Regions from separate parts of the Homo sapiens genome. Here regions 1 and 3 are each linked to region 2. Evidence: chromatin contacts called from ENCODE Hi-C or POLR2A ChIA-PET data. All regions are on one chromosome and are shown on one strand. Each heading gives the region's core, a stretch centred on a gene start or an enhancer-like site at or near the end of the contact. The rest is flanking DNA. Distances are from core to core; before and after follow the strand shown.

What was found. Hi-C counts contacts between places; a loop is a spot of excess contacts on that map. ChIA-PET counts read pairs that join two places held with the same protein, here RNA polymerase II (POLR2A). Pooled maps may share reads with other maps.
Region 1: a loop to region 2 is called in a map of CD4-positive, alpha-beta T cell, with 5 times the contacts of the local background. The contact joins the promoter of SYNJ2 here to the promoter of TMEM181 in region 2. A Hi-C loop is called at or near these places in 1 of 168 maps with a recorded cell type or tissue (CD4-positive, alpha-beta T cell) and 6 of 50 pooled maps.
Region 3: a pooled map shows a loop between it and region 2 (3-fold over the local background). The contact joins the enhancer-like site here to the promoter of TMEM181 in region 2. A Hi-C loop is called at or near these places in 1 of 168 maps with a recorded cell type or tissue (CD8-positive, alpha-beta T cell) and 6 of 50 pooled maps. POLR2A ChIA-PET finds 5 or more read pairs at or near these places in 1 of 52 experiments (CD4-positive, alpha-beta T cell).

What each region holds. Positions count from the first base shown.
Region 1 is chr6:157,980,495-157,983,729 of GRCh38, reverse strand. It overlaps SYNJ2 (synaptojanin 2), which reads right to left and starts at 1,867. Exons shown (of 27, transcript NM_003898.4): 1 at 1,642-1,867. The coding sequence starts at 1,768. RefSeq lists enhancers at 1,586-2,101, 2,302-2,351, 2,372-2,561, 2,102-2,617, 2,582-2,631 and a silencer at 1,602-2,181.
Region 2 is chr6:158,558,263-158,561,489 of GRCh38, reverse strand. TMEM181 (transmembrane protein 181) reads right to left here and starts at 1,399. Exons shown (of 17, transcript NM_001376852.1): 1 at 1,258-1,399. The coding sequence starts at 1,265. RefSeq lists an enhancer at 1-369 and a silencer at 789-1,708.
Region 3 is chr6:159,097,535-159,100,923 of GRCh38, reverse strand. All of the region lies in intron 2 of LOC112267968, which reads left to right. Among named protein-coding and RNA genes, the nearest start is that of TAGAP, 54 kb to the right of the region's middle. Within about 2 kb of position 2,088, at least 7 of the 41 ENCODE cell types and tissues checked have a DNase peak (open chromatin) inside an H3K27ac peak, as active enhancers do; they include CD4-positive, alpha-beta T cell and CD8-positive, alpha-beta T cell, where a contact is called at or near this core.

The DNA.
Region 1 (3,235 bases), core at 618-3,117, 580 kb after region 2:
GTTCTAAAATCTGGTATACTGTAATCACCACCGTGATGTAAATCTCAGCCCAAACTTCAGCTCCTAATGGAAAATATGCACTACATTACTGTCATTAATCATTTTTAAATCTTCACTTTTGAAAAAATAAAATCTCTTTTTTCTAAGCTGCTTCAAAGAATTCTTGAATGTGTATGAACTTGGCTTAATGTTGCCGTAATCCAACTGAAGGACATCTTAATCTATTTGATGAAACAGTAGTTTTGTACCATGAAATTACTCTTTCGCTTCCGATAAATGTGGTATGAAGTAGACATCTAAAATGGAATGGAAATTTCTGTGGTTTTCTTTCAAGGCCACACCAAATAACCAAACTTAGACTCTTCAGGACAGCACAAATTAGAATAATCTGAAAATAACTTAATCTACAATTCACTGCCTACTTTTGATGCTGAGACTACTGGAGACATTGTTTCAGTAATCAAGTGACTGAGAACAAGCTGGATAAATGCATGTTAATGAAATGATTAGGGAATCAGAAATAGGAGAGATAGTCCTTCCAAGACATACATCCGAACGGGAGTCGATGCATACAAATGTGAAAAGAAGGCTAGAGGCATCTACAAAGCAGCCTGCTGCATTTGCCGACCACCTCAAGTACGAGTGACCCCGGGCTGCACCTTGTTTAGCTAGGAATACCGGCAAGCTGTTACAGCTGGACGCCTAGTGGTGGGAGCTTACTCTCGGGTGTCCACATTTAGAAGTCTAACAATCAGACCTGGTTTCACGTGCTTTGGTGCTACCCAGGTTTTCCTTATAATGGTTAGCACAAAACAAGGGACCCAGGTTAGCGATACCAGGAAGCCACGCATTGAATGACATTACAGAAACAGCCACATAAAAGTCAGGTGGATGGTGTCACCTTGGCAAGCAACTTAGCCTCTTTAGGCCTCAGTTTGCTCATCTGCAAAATGGGGATAATAATAGCTTTTTAGTAGAATTGTGAGAATTAAGTGAGATCACGTACTAAAGCCCATAGCACAATGCCAGTTTCAAGGCTTCTGAAGTCCATAGGTGAAATTCGCTGGCTTGGCAGGATCTAAGACAGCATAAAGGTCATGGTATATTTGTTTACAAGTTCTATAAATTGCAGCACCGATGCTTCTCGACCAAGTATTTACGTGGGACAAAGCTGCCATCAGCGGTTTCTCCAGAGCCTATGTTTTGGGGCTTTTGTCCCCATCCCCTCCAGGAGTGGAGCCGCCAACACAAACCAAAGGGCAATCACTGGTTTCATCAACAGGTGCAAAAGAAAAGGCGCCAGGCACAGGGTCAGGCCGGCTAAGTCAACACCCCGGGATCCTCATGAATACGCAAAGCGCCCCAGCCGGCTATCCAGCAACCATATCCTCTGGCGGCGCGGGCCGGAGATCCCCGTGGAGGGGCGGCCGGCCTCCGTGCGCCACCGGCCCAGCCAGAGTGCTCTCTCGAGTCCCCAGCCCCACTTCATTCAAACAGCCACCCCTCTGCGCGCGACCCCTACGCCCCGGCAGTCCCAGCGCCGCCCGATCCCCTCGGGAAGGGGGGGTACCCGTCTTCCCGAGGCTGGGCGAATGCGGGCGCCCTCTCCTCCGGGCGTCGCTGCCCCCGGCCCGGACTCACCCAGCGTGGCCACCGTGCCGGCCTCGAACAGCAGGCAGTCGTCGCGGCCGCGCGCCTCCAGCAGCACGCTACAGTCCCCCTCGGCCCCCAGGCGCCCCAGCAGCCGCAGCCCTTTGCTCAGGGCCATGAGGGTCGGGCCCACTGCGGGCGGGGGCCGGGGCCACGTCCTCCCGAGGGCGCGCTGCCCGCGACAGCTCCCCGCGCGCCCGCAACTTGCCAGAGTTTCACTTTGCGCCGCCGCTCCCGCCGCGCCAGGCTCCTCCCCGGCCTCCTCCCCTTCCTCCTCCTCCCCACTCGCGCCTCCCCAGCCTGGGGCAGGTGAGGGCGCGCCGCCGCCTCCCGCCCGGCCCCGCGCTCCCCCCAGCGGCCAGGCAGCTGCGCGAGGCCGCGCCCCGGGGCTGAGGCTCCCCGCAGGCGGGCGTGGAGCGGAAGAGCCTCCCGGATGCCACGCATTCCTCGCTGCGGAGGAGGATGCCCCGCGCGGGGCGACCCCGGGAGCCTGGCTGCGATGCCGGCCGCCCGCAGCCTTATATGGGCAGCCCGGCCCGGGAGTCCGCCAGGCTGGACCCGCTGACTGTTCCCGCCGGGGGCGCTGCGCCTCCCTGTGTGGTCGGCTCCTGCGACCCTGGACGAGTCCTTTCGACCCTGCGTGCCTCGGTCTCCCTGCGGGGAAGCGGGGTCATAACTGCGCCTACTTCGGCGCGGAGGCCTGAGTTAATTCGCGGAGGCGCTTAGCGGGTGCGGAGCGCGTGGAGCGGGCTGGAGAAAGGTTACCTTTCACTAGCGTTCTATCCCGGAGGCTGTTGCGGTCACCGACCCCGCCAGGGAGAGGTGTTGGGGGTCAACGGTGCGTTGTCGCGAAGAGACCTGGAGCCGTGATCCCCAGACCACGACCCCCACTTACCACGTGACCCTGACTTCTCTGCGCTCCACCTTCCTCTCCTGTCAGATGGTGACAGCGCCTCTCCCACCGGCTCTGGACACCGGCACGTGTCCGCGCGTGTACGCTGGAGTGTGTGGCCCGGCCTTCTGGCGCGGGGTTCTAGCGCCCAGGCTTGGCCTGTCAGAGCTGCAGGGGAGGTGGGGTGGGTATGGGTGTTTAGGGCTGAGTTGGAGTCACTCTTTGGGGTGGTTTGGCGGCTTAATTCCCTTCGCTTGTGATGGGTACGTGAGGATGGCCCGAGAAGCCTCCATCAGCTGTTTCCATCCTGCCCGCAAACGAACTCAGTTCCTCTCTCACCCCATTCTGCTGTACTGGGCCAAGCTGTTTGTCTCTGGGACTTGTCCTAGAAAGGGCAGAGCCCCCAGAGCCAAGCAGAACACTGCCATGCCCCTGCAGACATTCAGTAATGACCAGACAAGCCATCCTCAGGGGACAACCTCTCAGGTGATGGTTGGGTAATAAATTTGAACAACCCCAGCAGAGATTATCTTGACCCTTAGCCCCTTTCCTTGCCCACAAACTCTGCCCAGGTCAAGCATGATGTGCTCAATATCCCAGGCATGATGCTCATCAGCTGTCCGAGCAGCTTCTTTCTGTGTAGATGGAAACATTACTACCTCATGAAAACAGTGTGCCCATTCAGTGAGGCAG
Region 2 (3,227 bases), core at 150-2,649:
TCACTCTGCTACAAGGCCACAGTTCCACAAGACACCGTTCCAAGCAGTATTATTTACATAGGCCGCACAAGAATCTTGCCCTCTGGAGTTGTGCAGAGGCAATACTGCTAACCTACCTCCACTTGGCTTTTAAAATCTTTAAAACATCCACATAGGTCTGATATTTGATGCCATTCCAGTTTCCCAAGAGGTGCTAAAGCAACATACCAAAGTCAGAAACTTCTAAGGAAGCAGAAGGAAAAACAGATCTCTCTGTCACAGGCACTTGCGCTGAGGCAACAGGCCTGGGTGTCACTTCTCTGACCACGTCCACAGCCAGAGAAATCAGCAAAGATCCAAAGCAAAACCCTTCTGCCTCAAAAACCGCATATAAGCCAAGAAGCGCGCCCAGGCCCCTCGGAGGCTGCCTTCAGTGCAGGGAGCCGGCCCTGGAAGCCTCCTGCGCCAGGCGCGGCTGCACATATGGGCCACTCCTTCTCCCGGACTTTCTGCAACTCCACGCGGCGCTAACCCTCTGGTTAACTCCGTCTCCTTCTTTTCCAGATGCGCCCAGGGGGACACCTAGGCGACTGCTGGGTCAAAAGCAAGCTTTAGGGATGGCGTCCACGAGACCCCAAACAGGTTTTTCCTCATTAAAAACCCTGGACTTCAAAGAGGTAAAGAAAAAAAAAAAAGCCCAAAGTCAGCAGATCGTAAAACGCATAAAACTCATATAACTCGACACCCCGAGTCCAAAGGGGCTGTTGCGGCAGGCTCCCCGGTGCCCACGTCACCAATCGCCTCTGAGAGCCTCGCACCCGGCGCTGGGCGAGACCGCAGGGCAGCGCGGGGCGCTCTCGATACCGAGGGGACGACGGGGCGGGGCCTTTCCGGCAGGAGAGGCTGCCCGGGAGGCGGCGGGACTCCGTGCGGGCGGCCACCCTACGCCGGGGAAGGGCCGCAGCGCCCCCGGTTCTCTCGGCCCCCCGGTGAGCGCTGTGGCTCGCAGCCCCGTCCCGGAACCCCGACCGCATCCCGGTCTCTAACCGCGGCCGGGCGGGCAGGCAGGAGGGAGCCCCGGCCCCGGTCTACTCTCGCCCCGCGCAAACACCTCCGCCTGACCCGCCCGCGAAGCCCCCTTCAGCGCCCTTTTCCCTGCCCCCAGTTCCACGTGGGCGCCAGGGACCCTGCGGCACGGCGCCGGGAGCCAGGGATCCCCAACTTTCGGCCGGAGTGTCCGGAGAGCCAGCCAGCCCGCCCGCTCGGCCGGGGACTCACGGCTCCATCTCGGCGCCCAGAGCCCTCGGCCCCGGCCCGCGCGTCCCGAGCCCGCCAGGCGCCGCGCAGCAGCCTCGGCAGCGGCAGCCGCAGCCGGAGCCGGAGCGACAGCGGCTGAGCAGCGGCCGGCCGCGGAAAACTCATCAGAGCGCGACGCCGAGATCACGTGCGCGGAAGCGACTCTCACGGCGGAAGAGGGCGCGGCGCGGTGGAAGCGGGGCCGCGGGCGCGCGGCGAGGGGGGTGGCCCTCCTTCGTGGCCCCGTGCCGGGGCGGAGCCCCACGGCCGGGAGCACCCAGGCTAGCCCTGAGCTGGGGCTCAAGACAGAAGGAATGAGTGAATGAATGACTTAGTTTACCTCTTGTCCCTAGGGCAGGTAAACAGCGCATTCATTCACTCCTACTTCCCGAGTGTCGGGGCGTAAGGATGGGCCTCGGGAGTCCACGAATGCCCTGCAGTTGTCTGGAAAACACTATGGGTGTCTGCATTTTTCTAGGGAGAGGAGCTATAGCTGTATATTCATTCCCTAAGGGTCTTGTGACCCCAAAAAAGGTTAAAAGCCAGGACAAACTTCTGCCACCCCGAATGATGACAGGAACCTTCCGGGCTCTTTCTGGTAGCTTCTCCCGCAAGCCGCTTCTAGACTGCAGCTAGACCAGTGGACCAAAAGCACTTTCCTGATTTCGCATCTTGGCTCAGTGTTCCCCATTTCTGTAATCAAGAATGGATGAGAACCAAGGTTTGGCTATTTCTGAGATTCTCTTTGGAGCATTACTCAAAATGTCCCGTGTTCCCGTGTGCTGTGGGTTTAAAGTCGGTCTGCATGAGTTAAATAAAGGACTTCCAAGCTTCCTTTGCAATGTATCCTCATTCATTCACTAAACTGTAAACAGGCTTACTATTGGCAGAAAAGTGTGGACATGAATAAGGAACAGTTCCTGCCCTCAGTGAAATTACAGGCAAAGAAAATTACCAACAGTAAGTTAGGTAGCCTTAGCTCAGGGTGCTACAGTGAGGAAGGGTGCCTAACTCGCCTTGGGGGAGTGGAGAAGGTAGGGGACAGAATGCAGAGTTTGGGCTGAATCTGGAGGGTGAGGTGGATATTAGGAAGAGGGGGGTTAAAAGGGGGAGATACCAAGCAAAGCACACCCTAAGCCAGGACACCAAGGAATAGTTACACAAAATCTCATTAGTGCTCTGAATCCTAAACCGCAACTCTTCAAGGAATAACAAAAGATTATTTCTTAAGTTCTTTTCATACATAAGCAGAGGGAAAGGGTTCTTCATAGCAACAAGACCGGAGAACAGAAACTGGGTACCTGCAGGGACAGACTGTTCACAGGGACGTGGGGCGCGGGAAGGGGTGAGTCGGAGGGAGTTCTATGAGCTAGAGCAGGGGTCCCCAACCCCGGAGCCTGTTAAATTACAGACGTGAGCCACCGCAACCAGCCCAAACATGCGTTTTCATGCAACACCTTCTGTTAAATGTTTAGGCCTGAGGATGCCTCCCTACTTGAGTCCTTACATAAGGAGCTGCAGCCTGGCATAGTTAACATAAAAGAGAAGACACCCTAATTGAGGAGGATGCTTTTGTAACAAACAGCTGAGTCTCAGCCAATCACAGCCAGTGAGCTTCTGTCATTGGCAGGTGGTTAGCTGATTCAAATAAGCTAGAACATAAACCTGTAACCAGTTAAGCTGTCTCTGCGCCTCAGTTCCACTTTCTGTCCATAAATGTTGTCTAACCACGTTGCAGCCCCAAAGTCCTTTGAACCTGTTGGTTCTGAGGGCTGCCCGATTCTAGAATCATGAAGAAAAGCTACTTAGGATCTTTAAATTTGCTGTCATTTTGTCTTTCGACACTTCTGATTCTAAAATGTTGGAAACTAATTCGAAAAAATATCTTAAACCCTGGGAGGGACTAAACAAAGCACATTTGCTGGCCACATTTGCCTAGAGGCAGCCAGTAT
Region 3 (3,389 bases), core at 839-3,338, 540 kb before region 2:
CAGCCACTGCTTTTTCTAACACTCCACAACTTTGCCATCTGACTTCAGACTGGCTGTGGTGAGGGCTAGGATAGGTTGAGAGAAATGCAGGTGACCTCAGTGGAAAGCAAATCAAGCAAGGCACATAAAAGATCAAAGGTCGTTCAACAGATCTGTGAAGGTTTCATCCATTCACTGTGGTTCTATTTCCCTGCCTCTGCCTCCACTGCCTGGTTTCCCTTCGGAACCACCCAAGTCCTTTTTCCATAGTGCCTGCACGTCCCACTTCCAGGCACTATGCTGGGGCTGTGGAAATGAAAGAGACCACGTGCGTTACAACAGACGAGACAGGCAGATGAGCCAGACAAGTAGGTGACACAGGTTTGCAGGGAGACACCCACTCTAGGCTGCAAGTGGTCCCTGGGTTGAAATGCGGAGAGGGCCTCTTGGCAAGCAGCAGAGAGGGGCCAGGGTTAGCACACAGAGCCTGGCGAGATCGATCAAAGGGACTGAGGAGTCCTGTGGGCTCTGATGCCTGGGAGTGATTGAGGCATACATATTTGAGAGAATTCCTCGGGCAGTGACAGGGAGGATGGAGGGGGACAGAGAGTTGAGGGAATTAAGGTCTGATGCAAGGAAAATAGCAGAAACTATTGAAGTAATGCAGGCAACATGCCACAGGAGTGTGGAACGTCAGTGGATGAGAAAAAAGAAGTAAATGAAAAATATCCAGAAGGCAACATTTGATCATGTGGAGAAGGGAAAGTCCCTGGAGCCAGACAGGCCTGACTCCAGCTCGCAGCCCTGCCACTTGCCAGCTGAGAGGTCTGCAGATTGCTTAACATCACGGAGCCTCAGTTACTTCATCTATAAAATGGCCCTAATTGTATAGGAGTGTTGTAAGGATTGAGAAAGAATGAGGGTAAAGAGATTAGCCTGGCACATGGCAGGCAGTCAGTGTTAGCCCTGTTGAAGAAAATGGTAATTCATGCCATAGGTTGAGGACCAAGTTTGATTTTTTTTTTTTTTTTTTTTTTTTTTTTAGACAGAGTCTTACTCTGTCACCCAGGCTGGAGTGCAGTGGTGCTATCATAGCTCATTGAAGCCTCAAACTCCTGAGGGAAGTCCTCTCTCCTCAGTCTGCCAAGCAGTTAGGACTAAAGGCCCAGCTAATTTAAACTTTTTTTTTTTTTTTGAGACAGGGTCTTACTTTGTTGCCCAGGCTGGTCTCAAACTCCTGGCCTCAGGTGATCCTCCCACTTCGGCCTCCCAAAGTGCTGGGATTACAGGTGTAAGCCACCACACCTGGCTTGAAAATGAAACCTGATTATCTTGCCAATCAAAACCTGATTATCTTGCCAGAAATGAGATGAGATGCTGTGGGTGCTTAGCAATGGATGACAGGCTTGTACCTATACCTCAGGGCAACTGCATCCACACAACGTGACTTTGGAGAGCTGTATGCGCCATGACTTTATGCAGGGGGCCTCCAATGCAGGTTAATCCAGGCTGTGTGGAATGGTGGACCCACAGCTGTGTTGCCTCGAAACCCCAGATGCCAGGAAATGATGGTTTCCAGGTCAGGCTTCTTATGGCTGAAATCCCTTTAACTGCACTTTTTTCTTTTGCAAAGTCACCAGTAATTCAAAGAGCCCCCAAATACTGAGCCACTCTCCATACCTTTATGCCAAATCCACAGTCAAATACTGGGAGTTCAGATCGGAGGAGCACACACTTGGGCAAACTGACCTAAGAGGCCTCGCCACCCACTCCCAGGGTGCACCTGTGACCACCCTTCCTTCTCCCACTTCCAGCAGGCTCCTGAAGTCTATTCAGGCTGGGAGCTGATGCTGAACTCAGCAGGGCCCCAGTTGACTAGATCATTTCCCATGTGAAGTTCTGGGGAGAGAAGATCAGGTCTCCATGGAGCAGGGCCCGGCGGCACTTTCGCTGTGCGAAGCCACCAGCAGGCCCCACTCCGCTGGAAATTCATCAGTGCATGGAAAGGCAAAGGGCACAGTTGTTTCCGTTCACCAGGTATTCGCCACGTCACTTGTTTCCTATTTCAGTGCATTAAAAAAATTTCCCCTCCGGTGAGAGTGCTGAGGCGCCTTTGTTGTGAAATATGGTTAACACGAGTGCTTTTTTTTAATGACATCACCAAATTAGGTCTCTGTGTGTGTCAGAAAAATTAACCCCGGCAAGTGTACAGTTCTCCTGGGATCACAAGGAAGTGCAAAATAGGGCTGGAGGGCGGGGGACTGGCCAGGGAGCATGAGGAGGAACAGCGATCAAAGGAGAGGGGAAAGAAAACAAAAATCGTGGGCAGACCAAGACTGACATGCGGACAGGTGCCTGGCAAGCAGAATACTCAGGAAAGAAACTTGACCTACTTCACTTGACTGGATGTGGATTATCTACACGTGCATGCTTTTTCAAGCTCAAATGAATAATTATCTGACAAATACAGATCTGTTCCTCTCAATTTGGTTCATAACATCTTATTTTAAATATTCAAATATTTCACCCACATCGCCAGAGCCTCTGTATAGGCCGCATGTTTTCATGTGCTCTAAATCTGCAGATGGTTGGGATGGCTGGGGCGAAAGGTCTGAGCTTTGACCCACATTGTGTTTAAAGAAATGTTTAGGGCCGGGGGCAGTGGCTCACGCCTGTAATCCCAGCACTTTGGGAGGCTGAGGTGGGCAGATCACGAGATCAGGAGATCGAGACCATCCTGGCTAACACGGTGAAACCCGTCTCTACTAAAAAAAAAAATACAAAAAGTTAGCCGGGAGTGGTGGCACATGCCTGTAGTCCCAGCTACTCATGAGGCTGAGGCAGGAGAATTGCCTGAACCCGGGAGGCGGAGGTTGCCGTAAGCCAAGATTGTGCCACTGCACTCCAGCCTGGGTGAGAGAGCGAGACTCCATCTCAAAAAAAAAAAAAGAAAGAAATGTTTAGAATGAATGGACATTTAATAGAATGTCGGCTTACTGGCGTTTTAAATCATTGGCAGTAACACTGGGCCCGCATTCCTATGTGGCCCTCATGGGCTGTCCCTTTGGACCCAGCACAACTTCTACCATTTTCTACGGTCCCACCACTCCCAAGCACTCACTTCAACCATTGACTTTCCCCTCAGGCGTTTGAGGGTGGTCTCTGGGCTAGGCAGTGAAGCAGGCTCTGATGGGTATAGCCGGAGAGACAACGTTTGCTCCATACCTGGGAGTTATATATCCCTCAAATATATGGAAATAGCCAGACATGTTTCCAAATAAATTCAAAGAGAAGCAGAAGCCATTTAAAAACAGAGCAGAGAGTTCTAGTTCCCATGCATTACGGTTTGAGACCCAATTTCTCTATTGTATTCTCTCCCTAAATAGCAAACTAACCACCAGCAAGACTTG